Regions from separate parts of the Homo sapiens genome. Here region 2 is linked to region 1. Evidence: read pairs that join two places in POLR2A ChIA-PET (ENCODE). Cell type or tissue: A673. All regions are shown on one strand. Each heading gives the region's core, and the rest is flanking DNA. Links, peaks and the distances in the headings are about the cores only.

Region 1 (4,724 bases), core at 340-4,339:
AATTTATATAACTGTTAGGTGGCATGTTGGTGAAATACTTAGAAATGCCAAGGCACTATAAGTGGACCTTAGTTTTCTATTTCTCATTGTACATAAATCTGCCTCTTGCATTGCACCAATGCACTGATTGGCCATATATAGAGAACTAGGGGAGCTGGCATGGTCTGGCTCTCCTCCAGTTAATATTTATATATGGAAAGACTGAGTCAGCAGTATATGAGCTTTGCGATCTTTTTTATGAAAAGAAAAAAAAGTATCTTATTCCTGAAAGTTAAACCTTAGCGATGTGTTTATTGTTGGAGAAACATATACTACATTGAAGGAAAATTGATCTCTAGATTTTTGTTGCCATAGTTAAAAAAAAAATTCTTAACAGTTATAAAAGAAGGTTAAAGACAGGGTTTTTGTCCCCTACCTCACAAAGATGACATGCATGTAAGGTTCACTGTAGGAGGGCAGCGCAGGGCAGAATGAGCTTCCTAAACATGTGGGGAGAAACCAAGGCTCCCACTCAGGACTGGGCACCTGGGCCTGTGAGCACGAAAGGAGCATCGGATCAGGCTCATTGTACATTTCTGGCTTGGAGCTGGCTGACCCTTTCCTTCTTGAGGTTTTGTCAAGGGGTTTCCAGTTTTCCTAATTAACTATTAATGAGGTGGGTGTAATTTATTGACTAGGGCGAGGTAAACTAGCTGTGCCTGGAGTTGAGTTATGTTTCCTGAGGGAAAAGAAAACTTATGAAATAAATCATTCTCTCTTTAATTAGCAGCTTTGGCTAGCTCACTTGAAATGACTGCGCAAAATGTGAAAAGAAGCCAGAAGTTTAGTCAGAAATCTAAACGTGGGTCTCATTTGCTGCTTACTGAGAGATTTATGCAGTTCAGGGTGAATGTGTCGGGGGACCTGGGTGAGTTGCATGAAGCACCGTAATGAAATGTTCTCCTTCTGCTATGACTCTGGACAAAGCCTGAAGTAGGTTCCTTCCTTCTTTATTCCAGTGCATGCTCCAAATGGAAAAAGCCAGAGGACCCCAGATAGAGGAGGGGAACTAATTAATGTGTTTTCCAACCTTTTAGCTTTATCTTCCTGTCAACTTATCTGCACCATTAGGTCTATGTATCATTTTTACTTTCTTAACACAGAGTGCCTATTCTCTGACTTTAATACTACAAGCTATTGGATATAACTGCACCCAAGGTGGAAGCAAACCTTTATGTATTGATCAGTACAGGAAAAAATATATTTGTTGTTTCAGTTCTGGTCAGCATTCATTGGGTGCCTACTAGAACGTGTCAGATACTGTACTAGGGGGATGTAAAAATGACTCTACCCGGTAGGGGATCATAGATGCTGGGGGGAGAAGAATCTTTGAGAGTTCATGAGAAAAAACAAAACAAAACTGATTATGAAGTTTTAACTTTCTCAACAGACTAAGAGTAACCGAGATAATTTTCTTCATCTCACAATATTGATCATGCTTAAAAGCTCAAAAGAACATTGACCCCTTGCCTTCCCCCAGTTACTATCTCCAGCCTAAAAACTGCATGAGGAAAATGTATTCATTCTTCTTCCTGGTATTTCTCAGTAGAGCCTATTAGATTTTTTCAAGGTAGAGCCCACTCACACCTTGAGAGTGAGTTTCAATTTGAACCTGCCCTTTCTGGGGTTAGAATCCACCTTCTATGGCCAAACACGGTTTTCTGCCTTGAAGAAGAATGACCTGACAAGCTTTGTGGACACCCAGTGGCTCACTGAAACGTTTTGACGAATGAATCAAAAACATATGGATTACGTTTTCTTGAACATACTGGTGATTTTCACAGAAAATGAATTTGGCCCCAAGCATTTTGTTCTCCTGAACTTTCCGTCTGGACTCCAAACATTAGCAGGAGGCTGGGCAGAGATGTAGTTGGCCCAGTGTTTTCGGGCTGATATGTGGATTTTATTAAAACCTGCAGCTTCTTTCCTGACTCCTTGTTTGAACGTTTTTGTGAGGGGTCCGCTGCAGATGAGCACACTTTTAGCTTCTCAAAGTCATCCCTTTCCCCAAATGGCGACCTTTTTACTCCTTGGAAACAGAGGAAAGAAGAATTCCCATGCTTTCCTAGGAAAGGCTCATTCCCCTATCTCAGACCTCTAGGAACAAAATTACCCCCACACGCTACCATTTTAAAAAGAACAAAACAAAAGGGTTCTGGGAGCCTTTTTCCTGCCACAGAGCTATTATGAAAATCTAGCTCATGTTTCTATTTCGATCCCATTCACCTTTGTCAGCTAATACTTCATATTCATTAAATCCAAACCTTGACACTCCAGGTTCTTTTCCGTGCCTTGGTGTGGAAGAAAGAACCAGCTTTTCCCAGAGGCCGACATCTTTCCTCGTCCCCTTGACTAAAGCCACTCTGCCCACCTGCTGCCGAGAAAGCAGAGGCCAGTTCAAACCTGGGCATGGCCCTTGCGGAACAGGGGCTGAGAGCTCATTTGAAGAAGAACAGACCACTAATAAATCTCATGGTCATTACCCTTTATGCATACTTGTTCTAATAGGTGTCGCAGATTCCTGCCTCCTAATAAGGAAAGGAAGTAGAAAAACACATAAATTCTCTCAAGGGAGTCAGACAGCCTGAAGCCACACTCGACAGCTGCAAACGTTACCATGAGCACAAAAGCAAAACAGGGCTTAAAAAAGTGATACATTGCCAGGGATTTTGGCAAGATTTCCTTGAATCCAGACTATGTTTTGCATTGTTTCAGTTGAAAAGAAGAACAGCACTCCTGCCTGCCACATGTGATGGAATTTGGAGATTAAATAAACAACGGTGTTAATTGATCTAAAAGGGCTTGATTGAAAGCATCCTAACATTTCCCTTTACCTTGTTTTGTTTGTTTGCCTGCTTGCATGATTATTTTTTTCTTTCTTTCTTTCTTTCCTTCTTTCTTTCTTTCTTTCTTTCTTTCTTTCTTTCTTTCTTTCTTTCTTTTCTTTCTTTTTTCTTTTTCTTTCTTTCTTTCTTTCTTTCTTTCTTTCTTTCTTTCTTTCTTTCTTTTCTTTTCTTTCTTTCCTTCCTTCCTTTCTTTCTTTCTCTTCCTTCCTTCCTTCTCTCTTTTTCTTTCCTTTAAAAAACCTTAGCAGTTCAAGTTAGAGGTGTTTTTTTCTTTTCTTTTTTTTTTTTTTTTTGCCTCCAATGCCACCACATCATTCAGTCTAACTATTGAGCATTGCAGGTTTACTCAGGGGACAATTCTTGCCCTCCCCACCCCCTCTTCCCTTCTTCTTTTCTGGATTTACTTTCTCTGGGATGGTCTGGAGATTTGCTAGAGATGTACTGCCTACATATGTGGTGACTGCAAAAGGGGAAATTCATGTGCCTGTTGAAAAGGCCATTAGTCTACCCCATGAGAATTTAAGGGCTTATGAAGAAAATCCATCAGAATATTTAAGGCCAGAGTTCAAAGGGGACCCAAACATCCAGAGCAGCAGATATAAATTGCTGCACATTCTGATTTTGTCCAAATTTGTTAACTAAGACTGAGTCTTTCCTATGAGCTAGAATTAATTTTCCACAAAGAATACATTCTAGACTTTATTTCACAATTATTTCATTTCATTTAGTCTTGTTCACACTGATTTTAGGAAGTTACTTTTGAGAAGAATGCATGATTCTGAGCTTGGGTTTTTGTTGTTGTTTATTTTTAAAGTAATTTGTTTCATCTAATTTTGCACAAATGGAAGCTGAAATATTGCATTGCTAGAGGGTCTCTTATTCACATAAGAAGCAGAACTCCACAGAATTCCATGTCTTCATTAAATAATCAGAAAGGGCTTTCATCCATTACTTGGCATATTTTAATGCTTGTACTGAAAGGCAGCATCAAATAAATGCTCTATTTCCTCCCCGATTGGGACCTATTTCCATTTTTCTAACCAGAAACTTAGTCTAGGAAGACATGAAGTCAGGCCTCAGCTCCATTTTCTAGCATCCAGCCGGTATTTTTCTTTCTCTATTTTGTATCATAGGATAATCAAGGTATTTTACAGAGTTTCACATTTCTCAAAGGCCACATAGGCAGACATGGTAAACAAAATAGCTAAAAATCCTAGGTCCAGTGGTTTTCAAAATGTTTCAAGAAACTCAAAGATTCCATAATCATGCTTCAGATGTTGAAAACTTCAATTTCAAATTAATAGCTTATGGAAAACTATGGCAATCTCTATTAAAATTAAAAATACATACAATGTTTGACCTAGCACCTATACTTTGGTGGAATCCTTCCATTAGAAATAAAATGCCTCAGTACATTAGGATGGATGGATCTATCTATCTATCTATCTATCTATCTATCTATCTATCTATCATCTATCTATATTTATCTATCACCCATCTTCCTATCCATCCATCTGTCCATCTATCCACACACACACAGGATTATTAGAACATTGTTTACTTTATTAAGGAGCTGGAAACAATCTGAATAGCTAGTAATAGGGTAAAGACTGAAAACATGGTGTCCCATCCTTGCAGGATATTTCTGATGTATCATTAAGTGAGACCCTCCATAAATAAATGATACAGGTATTTAAAGATGCCGGTCCTCATCCACAATCACAGATGAAACATTCTTTTCTCTCTCAAACATCTTTATTGTCCTTATTTTTGCTGACATTTAGCTTTCATGCCTTCAGCATAAAGGAGTTTTAGGTAAGATTTAATTAAAAAAAAAAA
Region 2 (4,724 bases), core at 440-4,439, 400 kb after region 1:
CTGTAATCCCAGCACTTTGGGAGGCTGAGGTGGGTGGATCACTTGAGGCCAGGAGTTCAAGACCAGTCTGGCCAACATGGTGAAACTCTGTCTCTATTAAAAATACAAAAATTAGCCAGGTGTGGTGGCATGTGCCTGTAATCCCAGCTACTTGGGAGGTTGAGGTGGGAGAATCGCTTGAACCCGGGAGGCAGAGGTTGCAGTGAGCAGAGATGGTGGCACTGTACTCCAGCCTGGGCAACAGAGTGAGATCCTGTCTCAAAAAAAAAAAAAAAAAAAAGGTAGAAAATCTACTCTGTATTTAAAAAAAAAAAACCTAAATGTTGTGCAATTTGAGGCAGAGACTGGCAACTCCAATAGTGTTAAGAGCTCTGGGGCCGGCCAGATGTGGGCCAAATGGTGAGGCTCATGGAAAAGCAGCAGAATACAGGGCCAGGACACAGTGGACAGGGTTATGACCAGGTCCAAGTCAGACAGGACTCTGGCCACTCCTGGAGAAGGCGCCCCTGTCCCCGAGAACATCACCCAGGAGTCACACACACACATGCAGGATGTGCCATTCCTTCCCGAGTCTGAGCCACAGTTCACTTCAGTGGGTTTGGGGGAGTTTCCTGGGATCTCTGATGAGAGCCATACTGAGTGGGAGCACTGTCAGTCCCATGTAAAGGGGGCAAGCAGCCTTCATCTATGTCCTCTATAAACACGTGAGTAAAGACAGACTTAAGAAACAAGACACAAAGACCCTCCAAAGATCTGTGACCTCCAAAGACCTCCTTTCGGATTGGATTTTCCAAAGAGAGAGTAATGAGCAGATAATCCTCTATCCAGCTTGGAGCCCACTTAGAATTACAATAAATCATAATCACCTTCGCTACCCAGGGAATGGTCCTCGGCTCCTTGATGTATGACAATCTAATCCACGATGTTCTATAACTGAATCTAGGTGGCCTCCTCCCCAGTTAACGATTCACTCCACAAAGAGCATCTTCCGCAGAGACCTGGACCAACAACAAAAAAATTAATTTCAATGAAGTGACACTAAAGCATCTGAGAGGATTAATAAAAATATTACCTAGAGACAAACCAATTTGAGAAACAAGGGTTACATCAAGCAAAGCACATAGCACCTGTCAACAGTATTCTTTTCCTTTATTATTTTTAAATAGCTCTGAGTTACCCCAGGAGGACTTGTGAGTGCCCTCCCCAGAGGTGTTGAAAAGAACCCGGTTTAGTTGTGCATTTACTTGTGTTTACTGGATTTCATGCAAATTAGGGGTGAGGAGAGACTAAATGTTTTCTTTTGATCCTTCCTATGTTTGCCTCTAGGCATAATATTTTGGACACTTTTCTGAGTTTGCTTCAATTTTCACCCACTCCTTTCCCCATAGATTTTGTCTCCTTGCCTTTTGTTTTGTTTGGTTTTGTTTTTGATGGGGTTTCACTCTGTCTCCCAGCCTGGAGTATAGGGGTGCCATATGCCTCACAGCCTCGACCTCCTGGGCTTAAGGGATTCTCCCACCTCAGCCTCCTGAGTAGCTGGAACCACAGGCATGCACCACCACACCTGGCTATATTTTTAAATTTTTTGTAGAGATGGGGTCTCCCTATGTTGCCCAGGTTGGTCTCCAACTCCTGGGCTCAAGCGATCCTCCTGCCTCAGCTTCCCAAAGTGCTGGGATTCCAGGCATAAGCAAGGGCACCAGGCTCTTTCCTTGATTTTTATAACTACTTTCCTATAAATAAGAAACAGCTCCACGGCAGTTCATTTGCCTAGTCAATTCTTCCTCTCAGGCTTCTTGATATTTGGGTTGGCAAAGAATAAAAATATAAAGCTCCCAAACCTGTAAGGGATTCTAAAAGTCTAAAATTCCCTGAAACAACAGAGGCACAATAGTTTCCCACTTGATAATGTGACCTTCGTCGCCTTCTACAGCCCTGGAATAGAGGAATGAGGCAGCAGGTCTATGTTGTGGCACCAGAAGGAAGGATGGATAAGATCTGCTGCATTTCCCAGTTACAGGCAGCTGATGGGGAGCAGAGCTGGTCAGCTGGTCATATTCAGTAGCTCTTCGTGTTTCATGAAAATGTGTAGAACCCTTAAACACTACTCTAAAAATAGGCCTATCCCTTGACTTCATCATGGTAAAGACCATAAATGAATCTTAGTCTACCAACTCAGATAAAGAGGAAACAGCACATGTCCACTTCTTTTAAATCCACTTAAATTAGCCTAAAGAGAGAATTCAGTCTTAGCCATTATCAGGCACCCTTCCCTCCTTAAGGGCACAATTGTTCATAAAACTCATGCAATGTCTAGACAATGGAAAGGGAAGTTCTTCCAGCCATTCATTGCTACATAACAAAATATCCCAAAAGTGCAGTGGCATAAAACAGAAAAGACTCATATTATTATTATTATCATTATTATTATTTTGGGAGACAGGGTCCCATTGTTTCACCCAGGCTGGGGATCAGTGGTGCAATCATAGCTCACTGCAACTTCAAATAAAAGACTCATATAGGCCGGGCACAATGGCTCACGCCTGTAATCCCAGCGCTTTGGGAGGCTGAGGCAGGTGGATCACCTGAGGTCAGGAGTTTGAGACCAACCTGGCCAACATACTGAAACCTCATCTCTACTAAAAATACAAAACTTAGCCAGGCCTGGTGGTGGGCGCCTGTAATTCTAGCTACTTAGGAGGCTGAGGCACGAGAATCTCTTGAACCCAGGAGGCGGAGGTTGCAGTGAGCCAAGATCGCATTACTGCACTCCAGCCTGGACAACAGAGTGAGACTTTGTGTCAAAAAAAAAAAAAAAAGACTCATATGAGTCCATTTGTATGGAATTTCTAGAAAAGAAGGAACTGCAGAGTCAGAAAGCAGATCTGAAGTTGTCTGGGATTGGGATTAGGAGAGGAAACTAATGACAAAAAGCACAATGAAATTTTTGGGTTGATGGACATGTCTTAAAATACCTTGATAAAGCTCATTTAAAAAAAAATTAGTGGCATAAGACAACAACCATTTCAGTACAATCATGAATGCTGTGGTTAGGAATTCAGTTGGGGAACCCTGTGCATGCTTGTCTCTGTTCCACAATGTCTGGGGACTCAGATGGGAAGAAGAAGAGCGAGAGGCTGGAATCATCTGGAAGCTGTTCAGGATGGCTGCAAAACTGAGCCTGGCCAATGCTGTCGACTGGAGTGCTTACACACGGCCTGTCCACCGAGCTTGGGTTTCTTACAGCATAGCAGCCAGCTGGGTCCTGGAATGGAGCACCCCTGGAAGGAGTGCCCAGAGAACTTACTTGCCAAAGACCAAAACTGACATAGTTAGGCTCTGTGTCCCTACCCAAATCTCATCTTGAATTATAATCCCCATATTCCCCATAATCCCCATGTGTCAAGGGAAAGACCACGTGGAGGTAATTGAATCATGGGGGCTTTTTCCCCCATACTGTTCTCTTGATAGTGAGTGAGTTCTCATGAGATCTGATGGATTTATAAGAGGCTCTTCCCCCTTCACCAGGCACTTCTTCCTGCTGCCTTGTGAAGAAGGTGCCTTGCTTCCCCTTTGCATGATTGTAAGTTTCCTGAGGCCTCCCTAGCCATGCTGAACTGTAAGTCAATTAAATCTATTTTCTTTATAAATTACCGAGTCTCGGGCAGTTCTTTATAGCAGTATGAAAATGGACTAATACAAAAGCAGAAGCTGCACGACTTCAGGTTACAAGCCAATCTCTAGGCCAGCCCAGATGCAAGGGGAGAGAAACTAGACCTCACCCCTCTATAGAGTGTGGCAGGGCCACATCAAAGAAGGGCATGTAGGATGGAAGATATTGTGGAGTCCACCTCTGGCAAACAGAATCTGCTACCAGACCCTATTCTTCTCACTGTCACAAGCCCCAAGGTCTCCCTGTGGGTGAACAGGCTTTTCTTTTTCAAGGGGTAACAGAGACCATTTACAAAGAGAAATCCTCATGCTAAAGTCCTGCCTTCCCAACAGCACCAGAAAGCCTTTTGCCTCCTGAGGTCTTGCTGAGACATTTCACTTTATAGGCACAAGTCCCATCACTTGAGAAACTGCTGGCCTCTGACCACACCTCTGATTTAGAAACTGCACCTTGCTGCTGCTGTCACTGTTCAGCTCTCCAATGCACTCGTCCCCCTTCCCATTCCCTCAAGGACACCTCAGGAAATGTCTTCAATGGGCTTTACATTTCATAAAATACAAAAAGAGGAGGCTCTCAAACAGCAGCATTGATTATGGGTTCTGTAAAATCTCTAAAGCTGGGGAAAGAGAGATAGAGAGATTGGGTGAGATGGAGAGAGAACCTGTCATTTTTTTTCCAACTGGGGAAGGCAAGTGACAGAACAGATCACACATCAATTTTCCAGTAAATCATTCTAGCTCAATTGCCGAGTGTACACGTGTGCACAAGCGTGCATGCACGAGATTTATAAAAGGCTCTGCAGTAACTTGCATGCATTTTTCAAATAAAAGTACTGCTTAGAAGCAGAATGTAATAAATAAGGAGGAGGGGAGGAGCTGGTTTCACCTAGAGAAGAAATATTTAATTTTTTGTAATTTTTTGGATAGTTAATGCCATATTTCATACTTGTGGGAGATAACACTCTAAATTTTTTTAATCCACAAATACTTTCAACATAACCCATCAATGACAGTTTAGAGATCATTTTTAAACAAACTCACTATCATATATA

What was found. Peaks named below come from ENCODE experiments on the same cell type or tissue, not always from the same donor. Only the 100,000 strongest peaks of a DNase experiment are listed, where the experiment ranks them.
Region 2: POLR2A ChIA-PET joins it to region 1 with 5 read pairs; 1 of 35 experiments calls an interaction of 5 or more read pairs at or near these places.

Annotation. Positions count from the first base shown.
Region 1 is chr9:87,032,169-87,036,892 of GRCh38, reverse strand. All of the region lies in intron 1 of LINC02893 (long intergenic non-protein coding RNA 2893), which reads left to right. Among named protein-coding and RNA genes, the nearest start is that of LINC02893, 7.6 kb to the left of the region's middle. RefSeq lists an enhancer at 210-3,458. In A673, for the core only: no CTCF peak of the experiment used is centred there; a DNase peak (open chromatin) is centred at 2,652; H3K27ac peaks cover 864 bases.
Region 2 is chr9:86,628,411-86,633,134 of GRCh38, reverse strand. No RefSeq gene overlaps it. Among named protein-coding and RNA genes, the nearest start is that of LINC02834, 78 kb to the left of the region's middle. In A673, for the core only: no CTCF peak of the experiment used is centred there; no DNase peak of the experiment used is centred there; H3K27ac peaks cover 396 bases.